2 separate regions of the Mus musculus genome follow, and region 2 is linked to region 1. The links are chromatin contacts, found by Hi-C or POLR2A ChIA-PET in ENCODE. All regions are on one chromosome and are shown on one strand. Each heading gives the region's core, a stretch centred on a gene start or an enhancer-like site at or near the end of the contact. The rest is flanking DNA. Distances are from core to core; before and after follow the strand shown.

The links. A loop is a pair of places that touch in the nucleus more often than their neighbours do. ChIA-PET counts read pairs that join two places held with the same protein, here RNA polymerase II (POLR2A).
Region 2: a loop to region 1 is called in a map of heart, with 3 times the contacts of the local background. The contact joins the enhancer-like site here to the promoter of A230028O05Rik in region 1. A Hi-C loop is called at or near these places in 1 of 37 maps with a recorded cell type or tissue (heart). POLR2A ChIA-PET finds 5 or more read pairs at or near these places in 1 of 5 experiments (Patski).

Annotation. Positions count from the first base shown.
Region 1 is chr16:25,056,442-25,063,696 of GRCm38, reverse strand. It overlaps A230028O05Rik (RIKEN cDNA A230028O05 gene), which reads right to left and starts at 4,058. Exons shown (of 3, transcript NR_040374.1): 1 at 3,894-4,058.
Region 2 is chr16:24,431,921-24,439,175 of GRCm38, reverse strand. All of the region lies in intron 1 of Lpp (LIM domain containing preferred translocation partner in lipoma), which reads right to left. Among named protein-coding and RNA genes, the nearest start is that of Gm24440, 29 kb to the right of the region's middle. Within about 2 kb of position 4,336, at least 2 of the 3 ENCODE cell types and tissues checked have a DNase peak (open chromatin) inside an H3K27ac peak, as active enhancers do; they include heart, where a contact is called at or near this core.

The DNA of each region.
Region 1 (7,255 bases), core at 2,809-5,308:
GAGCAGAATGAAGGAACCAGGAGACACTTCAGAGCCTAAATCCTACACATAATGGTTCAGTACACACCAGCCACAGGCATCAAGGTCATACAGTAATCAGTAGGATGAACCTGCAACATAGGCTAAAAATGTACCTTGTACCCGGTCACCACCTTACTCACAATCCCCAGGACCTAAATGACACTGTTTAGGTAGGCTTTTCCTGGTGAACCTTGGTTTCATCTCTAAAAAACAGCCCGTCAAATACAGGATAAATAAGTTAATGATTTCACTGGAAGCTAGTATCCACTGTCGAGCTGTGAAATAGGAATCTACGGACCTTCTCTTTCCACTGAGGACTCAGGTTGCTTTCAGTCAGTTCAATACTCTTAAGCTCACAGAGTTCTTCACTTGCTACATTTCCTTGGGTCCAGCTGATCTCTATTCCTTCACTTGCTTGTGTATGTAAGCCTCCTTGAAACAATAGTATCTAAATTGAGAGCTGTTTTGATACCAACTATAAAGCAGGTATACAAGTATACATCCTCAAACCCAAGGGCTCAGTGCAAGTTGAACCTTCCCGAGACATTTTTACATGAATCTTTGCCTAAAGGTCCTTAGGTAACTTTGATAGCACCATTACAGTAACGTCCTTTGTAGGGTCTCACAGCAAGCCTTAGGAAACACCAAACTGGACTTTCAAGTTTCAGCTCTGAAGCTCTCTAGCCACCCAACTATAAAGATTCCTGGGACTCTAATGCAGGATACAGTGCTAAGGAATAACTGCGTAGAATGGAGGCATAGCTGTCTTCTCAAATGCAAGTGTCTCAGATGGACTAAGAAGTAGATGGCAGACAAGTCTAGACAGAGGTCAGTGGCCAGGCCCTAAACTGCAGATCTACTATGCTGTGTCCTAGATAAAGATCTCTGTGCTCTAGACACCCAGGGGTTCTTTTCGACTAGACCTGGCTAAGATGTTGGGCTGGGTTAGGCTTCCTCCCCAGATAACAAAGTTCTGGAGTTGGTTTTGTGCCTAACAAGTCGGTTACCTCCTTCCTACCTCTTCTATTCAAGGACACATGCACACATGCACACATGCACTGTTTCCCTGGGGTCTTTACTGCACGAAAACAGCATGGCCGGACTACCAAGGAGCTATCATTCATTTCCAAAAAGAGGAAAAGCAAAGCTCAAATGGATCAAAGTGGCTGCAGTAGGTTGCTGCCCTCCATCCAACAGCCAAAAAGCTCACTGAAACGCTCTTCACATCCTGCCGAGGCCCAGCTCAATGACAAGCATTAGCATCCCATAGCCCTCAGGAATAGCTTGCTGGCCCAACCTAGTACTCAAGCCCTCCACACTCTGCCTGCCTCCTGTTCCTGTCCCAGGTGCCACATCTTGAGTTTGGGCTTCTCACCTCCTCGGCTTCATTCTCCCACTCAAGCAGACCATAAACACTACTACCTCCACAGATAAACTGACTGGGAGGACAAGGACAGTTTCCTTTAGAAGAGGGCGACTGTGTTATCTGGGTTTCATGGTGACTTAAAGGAGAGCTTATTGGTCCCATACGCATTTCCAGCTTCAAGGGTCCTATTGTCAGTGAGCCAGGCTTCCAGAAGCCACAGCAACATCCGAGGGGAACCACCCACACCTCCCCATCTCTGTGCCTCACCAGAAAGAAAAAAACATATTTGCAGCTAATTTTTACTTTAATAATATTTTTTGTGTAATTATCAAGGACTCTTAAAACTTCCCATCCCTCCTGCATGGTAGGAATAATAAACATGCCTGTTTTATTGGGGGGGGGGGGTGAAGGAAATGAGACCTTACACACAGAAAGGGAATATGATTCATCTCCAGCTAGCGGTGAGTCAGCTGAGACAGCCCAGGCACCCTGACACTGGGGGGGAGGGGGGAGCATTCACAAGGCCAGCCGTCCTGCTTGCTGTTATTTCCAAACCTTTAATATCTTCTGCAGCTTCATGCTTCTTGCACTGGCTCACTTTTGATTAAGTTCTTTATTGTGATGCGAACAGTAAGGGACTTGGTCTTTTCTACGTTCTGAAAGGAACTTGAAATGTTTTTATATTTTCCTAGGAGCTCTGAGCTTCCCAAAATGTGGGCTTCTTGGGAAACTTGTAGTGAGAATTCTGAAGATGTGCACAGTGAAAAATATCGGGCAAGGCCAAACATCCAGTTAAGGTGGGAAGTGGGGACTCGTCCCCAAACAGGCGGTGCGCTTCTCTGGAGTCTAAGGCCTCTTTTATAACACCTAGTGACAGTTTTTCTGTGTAGGTGCTGAGAAGCATAAGAAGAGCTGTGGTGAGCTACTTCTTGTGGAATCAGAGTATTAAGAAATCCCGGGAAAACTTGTCAAAAAGAAAATGCGGCTTTTCCTGCCCTGAGGCTATCTCAAGGGAGGAAGAAGAGAGTATATGGAAGCCTGCCTCCAGAAGACTGGTGAGAACAGAAGGGTTGGCCAGCCCCAGGACAGCCCTCAAGGCAAGCTATGACTTTTACCAAGCCAGACACTCACATAAAGGCCCTCAGTAAGGTGACTACATAAAATGCAACCCAAGCCAGACATTTTAGCGTGATGAAGGAAGCTATTCAGGACTCCAGGCTGTGGTGGCACACACCTTTAATCCCGTCACTAAGATGGCAGAGGCAGGCAGATCCCTGAGTCAAAAGCCAGCCTGGTCTACAGAGCGAGTTCCAGGACAGCCAGGGCTACACAGATAATCCCTGTCTATAAATTATATGTAATTATTATAAAATATATGTAATATTAGATAGATAGATAGATAGATAGATAGATAGATAGATAGATAGATAGATAGATAGATAGAAGGCCTACCTAAACAAAGAGAAGGCAAATCAAGAAGGGTGGGTGCTGGGTGGCCTTTGCCATCGGTGTTGATATTGACAAGGAATGAGTTCTACCCATGGAGCAATAACTATATAATAACTTATATCCCATACAAGAGACTTAACACAGGCACAAAGGGACTGGTTATCTGGAGGACATTAGTAAATCTCTCAGAAAAACTGAAAGAAGGCAGCAAGAGAGGTGGGGGCACCCAAGTTGAGATTTGATGGCTACAGAGGAACTGAGGCATGGCAGTAGGAAGTCAGGCAGAGGTCATCAAGCCCAGAAACTAGCCTCTGTGGGATGCTCAGGGAAAGGCAGGGTCAATCGGATATGCCTGCCATAGACCGCGGCAAGAATGACATGGGCACCCCGGGCTGGGTTTGGCCTACTGTGTAGACAAGCTGACATCTGTTTCTAAGTATGATTCGCCAAGTCAATTCTCCCCTCCCCGGGTTTGCTTTGTCTCTGCTGGGCAAGTGGTCTTCTCTCTCCATCAAGGACTCTCATCTGAGGAAGACACCACTTCCGGGTTTCACTACCAAATTCTCCCTGAGTCTCTAGCCACGGAGAAATGGGTTTGGATGATCACAGGAAGTACCTTTTTGGCAGTCCAACATGGCCAGAAATCTGAAGGGGGTGGATTTTAGTGGCTCTCCCTTTTTGATATTTCGCCTTTGGGAGACTCTTTCTCTGCTTACTTTCCAGGACTTACAAGTCCGGAGTTCCTTTGGACTTTAGAGACCTTAGGCTTTTAGAGACCTGAAGGTCACAGGATCAAAGAGGGACTTTCTCCTTTGGTCCTTAAGACCAACTGGTGAGGTAGGTTGAGAACAGGTAACAGTTAACAGGCAGAGAAAGGATTGACAGCTGCTGCCAGGAGCTCATCAGCCAGGCTTTGTATATGGAGCACCGTAAGCTTTCCAGCAGGAAGGAGGGGAAGGGTAGAAGGAAGAGGAGTAGCAAGCAGAAAGGGGGAGGAGCAGAATAGTGCCGAAGGACTAAACTAGAACTTTCTTCTTCGCCCCACCTCCAAACTTACCCCTCCCTCGCAACCCAGGGGGGAGAAAATGGGTCTGAGGCTGTGCGGTTGGGAAGGGCGGAGGGTAACATCTTCACAGATGCTGCAGCTTGGCCCTGCAGGGCTGCTGGGCCTTTGAAAGGCCACTTGTAAACTCTTGGTTCCGAACAGAAAGGCAGCCGGGAGGAGCTGGGGCGCGGGCAGGGGGAGGAGACCGGTCTGCCTTCAGTGCCTAGAAATCAAAGCAGCCAACCTTGGGCTTTTTCTTTCCTTCACACTGAGGCACTTTTATTGGCGAGATGAAGGGAGGCAGAGAGGGCCTACAGCCCTCGCTTCGCTTTTGGAGGTTAATGACCCAGTTAGCAGCTCTTGGCTGAGTTTCCGACATTTTGCAGACATCAAGCCCCGCGCCTCTGCCAAGTACATTCTGTTCCCTGGAGCCCATCCAATGCATCTCAGATTACTATGTAATGCGACAAAGAGGGAGAGGCGGCTGGGAGGGGCCCGGAGAGCTGGGCGGGGTGAGCGGGCGGTAGCCCCGAGAGCGGGACGCAGAAGCCGGCTGGCGGGGAAGAGGATGCCACTCTAAATACAGCTGCTCCAGGGGAGTCGCATCCCTCGAGGGGCTTCTTAGCTGGAGAGGGAGCCCGAAAGGAGGGTGGACAGGCCCTGTCCTCCAGGAATCCTGCCCCGTAGAGCCCGGCACGGTCCAGAACGCAGATGGGGGTGGGGAGAACAACCGGAGACCCGACAGGACAGCGGGAGGAGGAATCCAAGGGGCGGGCCTAGGGGCTCGGCTCCGCCCCTCCAGGCTGCCCCAGGCCCGTCCCAGCAGCTCCAGGGGTGAACAGCCTGCTGGCTAATTATAGACCTGAATGGAAAGCGGCGCTTTTGAATGATCTTGTTGCTCGCACTGCCTTCAGAGTCTGAGGAGCAGGTGCGGCCCTGCTATATACAAAGTGATTCATTTAAAAGCCCTCTGTCACGTACGCTCACTTACTGACACACAGGAATCCTTGTGCGCTCCACCACCCAAAGGATTCCAGAACTGGCTTAAAAGAACTTGAGCTCAGGGCAGAAACCAAGCGACTATTGGAACAACTTCACCACTCCTTAGTAGTCTCGCAGAGTAGATGAGAGAGGGTACTAGGCCTTTCTCAAAATGTTGAAAAGTAGGGTCTTTGCAATTTACAGCTGGAGAAACGGAGGCTGAGACAGAGTTTTGAGACGTGTCTGTGAGAGCGGGAAGTCAGTGTGAAGCTAAAGAGAAGCATGGGGTCCTGCCAGCCCCTTCCTCTGCCTGCCCAGACTGGAGCTTAACGTCTCCCATCCTGAACCTCTGGCACGGAAGAACACCCCTCCTTCTAGAATACCCCTCTTTCCTGAGTGTGGCACCTACCCGTTGCACCTCCCATCCCTGAATCCCACCAGTAAACCAGCTGAAGCCAGTTCCAGGCCTAGGAACTGGCAATCATGCCCATTTTCCCTAGTGTTCTGTATGAGTCAATCTGTTACGGCTCTGTCAGCACAATGCCCTGTGAGGAACTACAGAGGGGGCAAAACTTCCTTCCCTGTCAGCGTCTTACACCCACCTCGGGTTCACACTCACAGCTAGCCAAGACTTTCCATGACCTTGATGACCAACTGCAGTCTGCATAAGCACAATGGAGCCTCATGCCCATTTGATGGAGTCCTTGAAGAGTCTTGGAGGGAGGAAATGACTGGCTCATGGTCATCTGATGGTGAGTCTGTATGGAGAGAGCCCAAAGTGGGCCTGTCTGCATCCTGAGTTGAGGTCAACACACTTACTTCTTTCTTAGATCCGACCACAAGCCCACTCAGTCACAGAGAAATATTGCTGTGAGCAATCTGATTATTTGCTCTCTGGTCCCCACATCACCATACCAGTTTTGTCCACACTTATGAATCTGGGTGTAGAGAACTGTTATTTTTCTCTAAACATCTCTAAACCCAGCCAGTGCATCTGGCCTTAAATAGAAAGGCTGTCCGTCTCACCACCTAGGCCCACAAGTTCCACCTCACCTTTGCTGACCATTTTAAACTTAACATTTTCCTCGTTCAGTGTGAATGGTTAAAGAACCACCGTCGAAATACCGTGCTGAAAGAAACAGAAATTGGGGGGTAGAGATTATTTTAATAGCTTTTTACTTGCCTCTTGAAAGGAAGTTCTGCATCTTAGGATTTATAAGTATCCACCCTCCCCAACATACATTGTGTTCAGGCCAACCCTCCGAGCACAGTAAAACTCTCATATGGCTGGACAATATCATATGTACCTAAGCTGAAAATTGTCACGTGTCTCTGAAAACAGATGAATGTTCAAAGCACAGTCGAGGTTCAGCTCTGGGCTGCAGTACAGGTATTTAATCTGTGTGGGTGTCTACTTTGTTCTCTGTGAAAATGGACATAACCACGGCTTATAGAGGCTGTGCTGCAGGGCTGACTGGGGAAGGAGCCCAGTGACCAGAAAGGAATGAATGTCTCTTCAACCAGACTACTGAATTGGGAATCTGAATTCTATTTTTTGACTTGGATATATTTTTTAAGTTCCATGAATTTCAATTTTATCAAATACAAGAGGGTAACAATAGTGCATGCTTTATAATTATGTGGGTAAAATGAGTTTAAATGTAAAGGGATAAAATATATGCCTGGCACACAGTAAAGTGCTCCGTAGAATGAAAACTGAACATATATAGGGATTTCCTAGAATAATGCCTATCTGAAAGTGCACACACACTAAATAGCCACTCTATGTTTTCCTCATTTTTAGAATGGAATTCTCCCAAGATTAAATTTGAATACTATACATGAACAACTTGCGGTGCTCTCTAAGACAGCTCACAGCCAGCATTAGTAACTCCGTTGTTAGGGCACTGATTTGGTAAATATTATGTATTAACTCTGCATGATCAAACTTGACGAATGAAAGTGGATCGTGTCCAGGCCTTCAAGAGGAGGATAAGTAAGCAAAGACATGCTAGGAGCACATAAATATCTAATACCAAGGGAAACTGGTGTCTGCTTTGACTATCACAAAACACTAAGTGTCATGAAGCATCAAGAAGCCCAAGCACATACCTATAGGTGGGTCATTGGCTCAGGAATATGTGTGGTCATGGTAAAAAGAACACAGCACATCCTAGAGGAACTACCAAGATCTAGACACTTCGAGTTGACAAAAATTCCCAGTAAAAATAAGATAAAATAAAATAAAATAAAATGCAGCTAAACCCACCTCGGAATGGAAAGGGCATGCTCACCAGACTGCAAGATTGCCAGATTCAGAGATGGGGCAAAAGTCAAAAGACAACAGACTGAAAAGTGGAAACCAGGAGTCCAAAAGTTCCAAGAAGCCAGGA
Region 2 (7,255 bases), core at 3,087-5,586, 620 kb after region 1:
CCTCCCCCATAGCAGGATGCAATTGAAGTCCTGCAATTAAGGGGGCATTTCAGGGGGAGGGGTCCTAAGCCAGCTCACCCGAGACCCTAGGCAAGTCACTTTCATTCTCTGAAACACAGGTTCTTTATCCATAAAATCAATCCATCCATCCGCATGCCTTCTTCACGTCACCCTGAAAAGCCTGTCAGAAATGAAACCAGGAGTCCTGCCAACACACACACACACACACACACACACATACACACACACACACACTCACACTCAGTTCCATCCCTAAGATTCCCTACCCAACCTTCAATGTCATGGAAGACTAGAAGACCTAACCAGAATGTCAGAAAACTATGCAGAGCTTAAACAAAAAAACAAAACAAAACAACAACAAAAAAAAAACACCACAGGGAAAAGCAACCATTCCACAGCCATCATCACAGACCAGCAAGTCATTCCCCAAGAACAAAGGCAGTCATAGTCACAGTACATGCACACTGTCAGCAAATTGCTGGTTTGACTGGCAATTAATAATCAACTCGAGATGCAGTAATATGAAGGGTGCAGTGTGCACCTGGCATGCTTCATGACCTAGATGGTCCACAAGGGAGTAGAGGGAACAACGTGCTTTCCTGGAGGACACTTGGAAGATCTTCTTCTCTGGTTAGAAAAGCACCTACTGCGACTACCTGGCCACCGCATGCTTGTTTAGCTATGGAGGTAATAATGCCATGGCAGGCCAGCATAGCCCCTGATTATTCTATAAAGAGCTAATACTGACTGCCTGGCTCTCCCAGAACTCCCGGATCCTATTCCAAGCTAAAGCCAGGGGTCACTAAAGCCAAGTTCTGGAAATCAGTTATCTGGGGCATTCATGAAAACACACTGCTGATGTCCATGGAATGAAGAGTGGGTCTGTGCTCTCACAGATTGCTCCACTATCTTATGTGATGTGGTTCCGAAAGGTGACAAAGTCCCAGTGTCTCCAGAACCTATCCTCAACCTTCTGTTCCCATAATAAGCAGACCACACTGCCATACAACCCACATTCTTAGGTGAAGTCTTGGCTTCTGTTGGACCCTCCATTCCCTACTCATACTCTGCATGCCCCTCAATGAACATTAGTAATTCTCATCAGGACTGGGGTTGCCTTTTAGAGAAAGTGAGTTATTTATTCACTGTGACTCCCGTATTAAAGGGCACCTAGCACCCTTGACCATGCCCTCTAAATACCAATGGTGACCCACCCTCTGGGGACTAAGACAACAGAATACTCCTGTGCATTCTCAAATCCCCAAAAAGAGATGGCACTGCTTCCAGCTCTGACTCCCAGGTCTACAGAGCACCTTCATTCCTAGCCCTTTAGAACGGTCCTTTTCCCTGAATGTGCCAACCTCCTGTGTAGAACATCAATCATGATCTTCCTGGACGATTCTTACTTCGCATTTGATTTATTCCCTGCCTGGTAGGGGCTCCCAAAGGAAGAATCCAGGCTGAATCTCTGCGTATTGCCAAGTAAGGCTCATGGTCAGGTTATAGTCAGTGTTTATTAAAAGCCTGAAAACAAATTATGTGTTCAAAAACCAAAAACCTGTGTGAGTGCATGGAGCCTAGAAAGAGACTAGAATGAACTGGAACATCACCAATGAACCACTCTCGTCAAAACTAAGGAAAACGCAAATCAAGAAACTGAATGTAGGTAAACAGCCTGCTCTTCTGGGATATTAAGCATATTAAGTTATATAAATAAACTTAAATAGTAGATATTATACTTAATTATATTGCTATGATATCTAGATGACTTATAAACATTAAGCATTTCAGGATAATAACTCTAGAGATTTCTAAATGAATGAGCTAGGGGCACATATATCCTCTCAGTTGGCTAAGGGGCCATTTTCCTGCCCTGAGGTATTGCAGCACTACAGAAGAGCATCCTGCTGCACGTGGCATTTCTGCCACTCTCTCAAAACTAGGCGATAAGGCTCCACCACTGAGAAGCTCTTGTGTGAGATAGTGACAGGACAGTGAATCCAAACCTTCCTGCTCCTCTTTCCATCCCCAAATGGCACTGTGCAAGGGAGGCGTCAAACAGCCTCTGCACAGGCAATGTCACGGCCAGATACCAGCTACAGGGATGGTGGGACAGCAAAGTGTCAGGCACCGCAACCGTGGCTTCCTAATCACATGTTCACTGTCCCTAGTCATGGCAATATAATCAGTTCAGACCCCACAGCTGCAGACACCACCTGCTGACTCCCACTCTTCTCATCTTTTCAACCATTTTGTTAGCACCTCGTGCTTTGAATTAATTCCTTCCACTTAAACTATACAGAATGCTTCTCCAAGTGTCACTTCTAATAGATACAGGAAGAAAAAAAAGAAAGAGCTGGTTCCTTGATCCATTCCTCTGTATCTCATGTGTCTCACTCTACGTCCTAAGATGTTTCCTATGCACAGGCAAAAATACCTCACTTGATTGCAATAAGCCAATAAATCTAGAACTCTCAAACTGATGTAACAGGTATAATAATCTAGTCAGTTACCCAACAAGCTTATGGTCAATGTAAACACCAAGCCACAGAAAACAAAGCCTGCTTATGGCAAAATTATTGACCTCTTCCTTAAAGGTTCTAGCTTGGACAGTTTTCCAGATTCACACCTCTTAGGCTTGCTTGCTGCACTCCTGGACCATCCAGCCTCACCCGGCGCCATGCTCAGGACTTGAGAAATGTTTGCTCCTTTCTCTTATCTTGGCCAAAAGATGAACGGTGCTTTGACCGGTGACCCCAGCAACATGTCCAGCACTTACAGAGTTTTGCCACTGCAGCAAGAGTTGAAGTCCCCTCCCCTGAAACATGGGTGAGTTTGAGTCTGCTCCAACCGATGGAGAAGAGAAACACAGCCTCTGACTAACAACTACTGGCTAACAACAGCATGTTGGTCAGGATTCACCCTCCCTCCTTCCTTCCCTCTATTTGCCTCTCCCTCCCTTCTTCCCTCCCTCCCTCCCATATCCCTGTCCCTTTCCTCCTTCCTTCAACCTTCCTTTTAAGGCCATCAAACTAAGTGCATGCTGCGAAGAAAATCTATCCTGGAGAACATATCCAGCCATCCTGACCTGTGACTGTCAGCATTGCGTGTCTCTAGTGCCCAACCTTTAATTCCTCCAGCCAAGACCACAGGCCTTGTAAAACAAAAGCTCTGGCCATGTAGGCAGATTTCTTCCTCCTTCTTTGTCCTGCCTAAATTCTTGACCCAGAAAACTCATGAGCATATGTGATTGTTATATGCCCTAAGTTTGCAGCCCTGACTATTCTTTCAGCTTCACCCATCCCTGCTCAGACCATTTCTTCCTACACTGATGAAGTCCATAGACGATCTTGTATGGAAATGGCTCCACTGCGTGGTTGGAAACAAGGTACAGGTTCTATCTGTTACTACAACTAGGGGACACAGCAGAGTTAATGGGGGAATTGAAGATAAACAGACACAGACCAAGAGCCTTGCTCAACTCTACATCTGCCTAGTGAGTCCACTGAGGACTATGGCCTCTGCGGGCCTCTGTGCTCTCATCTGTAAGAGGGCTGGCTGAGCATGATTAGGAAGGCTAACTGCTGAAGGGCTTGTGAGGATGAACTGAGAGCTACCCAGAAACTGCAGCCATCTCTGCAGCTATTGACTACCCAGCACTTCCTCCTTGCTAGTGTGACCTCATCCCCAACACAGCTCCACTGCCTGCCTGCTCAGCATGGAGCTCAAGGCCTCAGACATGACACGCAGGTCAGAAACACTCAATCCTGGCTAAAAAATAAGCAAAAACTCCTACCTAGCGCATCAAGACTGCAAGCTCCAGTGGCTAGGAGTGTACACCCTGGAATCTCTGGCACAGATTCAATTCCCAGCTCTGTCAGGTCTCGCTGGTGGCCTGAGCTCTCTGTGAATGTCTCTTTATATGCAGAACAGGGACAGAAATGACACTTTCCTCACAGAACCAATACAAACGAAGTAGCCACCACTTAGTCATGTCACCAAGTATGTCGGTGCATGAGCAATCCGAGACTCATTCAACTGTAAACCCTGGTGCCTGGTGTACAAGGTAAAGAGTCAGGATCCCAGCCCATCTCTCCAGCATTGTACCGAAGCCAATGCACTTCCCATGCTCCCCCACAAGCACATTTAATGGGAAATGTATCTCACTTGAACAGGGGAAAGCAGTCCAGACACACCAGGGCTGTACCTCTGGGCATAGCAAGATGATAAGGCCAATGTCAGAAACCCTGCTTTTCAGCACAGTCAGCTCCTGTGGGTAAAATTAGCTCAGCTCTGTTCCAGTGCCAACCGGAGCCCCAAGGCAAAACTCACCCCAGGCAAAGCACGACCTCACCTGACCCTCACTCTCAGGAAGGGGTCCCTCATGCACCTCATTAGGGACTGCAATGACTCACTAGGCTCTTTCCTGTCTCTGGCTGCTGAGTTCACCTCGCTGCTATCCAAAAGCGCAACTCCACAGGAGAACTAAAGACAAATGCAAGCAGCCATTTCGGCTTTCTTCCCTCCGAGGCAGCTCACAGCAAGGACTGAGAAGGCTGCTTGCAATGCCAGCTGTGTGCTGAGAAAGCTTCCTGAGTTGTATAACCCAGCTCACAGGCAAAGAGCGGGCACTTGCCCAAATAGACCCCTGAGGTGACTATCCTTAGCTTTCTACAAAAAGGACAGTGTTGACAGAAAGACAGGCCTCTGCAGTACCTCTGTACCCTACAGCACACAGCACAGTAGACTAGAAGACCGCTAGAATCTCCTCTGCACCCTGTCACCCCAGCCGAGCAAGGACCACCTCTTCTAGGACCCTCCCCATTCACACTGCTACCTGAGTAAATTCCACCCCACCACACCCGCACCCCTTACTCTAGAGCACTTAGTCAGGCACAAATGACTAAAGATACAGAAATGAGAAGAATGTCCCTTCCCCTCCAGGAAAAGCAGTGAAGTTCAACAGAGGCCCAAAAAGGAGGAAGCAGAGATAAGTAAGGTCAAAGGTCACAGGGGACCGTAGTCCCAAAGGGAATGAGCAGGCGACGGGGGCAATGTTTCAGAGGAGAAAATGCAAGTGTCAAGCCATAGAAGGTGACAGAGAATCCAGGTACATGCCTGAAGACACGGCTACCACCTGCTGACTCTCCCCTTTAATAGATGCAAAACATTTGGAATTTTACTCTGGGTGAAGAAATTAGAGACTTTGAAAAATAGAGGTAGGCCAGAACATGTTCCTGAGTCTATAATTCCACTCGTGAGGAACAGAGAACACAATCAAAAAGGGCAGGACCAGGAAAGAAGGCCAGCTGAGAATGCTAAGAGAAAGGCTGAGCTCGGGAGGGGCCCTAAAGGACGACAGGAAGGGAGGGTTGTGGAGTGGCTGCCACCATAGCTGACAATACAAGCTGAAGACAGGGCATCCTGCATCCCATGCCCCCACCCCTCCCCCCACCCCTTGTGTTCCGCTAGCAGTGACTTGCTTCCCACAGTGACAGTGACATACTGAGTCTCTTTAAAGACTTCCAAGTGCAATGTCCAAGAGGCAGTGACGTCATTCATACGTGGGCCTCCAGCTCACGAGTTCCAAACCAGAAAACCTCACGCACCCGGCAGGAACACAGATTCAAAGACAACCCAAGACAAAGTTCTGGAGCCCCTACCCCTCTGGCATGTGAGAAGGGCAGAAGCCAGCATGGAAATCTGGAAGAAAAGCTAAGGACATCAGACTGAGAGAGAGAATAATACAAAGGCCAGGAGAAACTATGCTGGCAAGTACTAGAGTTGGCATCACACAGTGGAGTGGAGCACCTCTCTCCAGACTGAAACAGGTTCGGACAAAAAGAAAGAAGAACATAGACACATGTGTAAAGATAAATAAAGAGGAGCTCAGAGACCAGCATCCCACAAAGACTCCATGTCTCCTCCCTGACTCTTTAGACTACCCTTGACCTCAGGGCACAGTGTGTACCACAGATCATCTTGTGTACTTCCTGGCCAGTCACATTTTTGAAAAGTAACAGAAATTAATTTTATTAGTGTATTCCATTTATTACAACACACCCAAATACCATTTCAAAGTAACAAAAACAAAATTTATTTACGTATACCTTTAATCCCAGCACTTGGGAGGCAGAGGCAGGCAGATTTCTGAATTAGAGGCCAGCCTGGTCTACAAAGTGAATTCCAGGACAGCCAGGGTTACACAGAGAAACCCTGTCTCGAAAATAAATAAATAAATAAATAAATAAATAAATAAAATAAAAAATAAAAGATATTTTATATCTTTTGGATACTAAGCTTTTGAAATCCGATGAGAATTTTACATGTACATGTCAATTTGAGGTATCCACATTTTGAGTTCTCCCCTACCATATGTCATTCTGATCTAGCATGGATGAATCGGGGCTCAGTATGGTGCCTGCCACACAGTGCATCTTTAAAAACATGAAGAAGTACATCTAGATGGATGAATAAAAAATCAAATGCATGAGCTACGTTGTCATTTCATTGAGAAATTTAGGAAATTTTCACCAGGTTTCTTCCCTCAATCAAGTACATTTTAGGTATGAGTCTTAGGCTATATTAAGAATAAGGCATTGATATAGCTTAATGTTAACATTAGCAGCATAATTTCCATCCCTTCTTCTTCTTTTAAAAGTCACAAATGTTGTCAATCTTTTTGGGGAAACAGAGAGGTGGTAAAACATGCTGTCACCAACTAGTCAGAGGAGCTGTTGTTCACACAGGTCTCAGACTTTACTTCTCAGTGAGTCTCAACTTTCCTTACTATAAAGAAGCCATCCTAAAATTCCACTCCACTGAGCATGTCACATAGGCTCACTCTAAGCTCATGTAAAAATACAGAGGCATTCCCATGATGAAAAGAAGAAGTATTTCCCTAACTAAATATGTATCATAGAGTGCTTCCTACTCTTGCAAAGGACCCTGCTTCAGTTCCCAGTACCCACAAGACAGTTCACAACTGCCTGTATCTCCAGCTCCAGGAGATGCAATGCCCTCACCTGGCATCCATGGGCATGTGCATAGTGGGTGCACATAAAGTCACCATTTGCTTTCATCTGACTGTACTCTAAGCATGACACACTGAAGCAGTATGGGGGCTCAGAAAAAGTCTGACGCTGAAATGATAACTTCTCAGAGGCCAAGTCACATGACAGAGGCAAAACTAAGTTGACTGGCATGCTATTTGTACTGACCCAAGTGAATCACC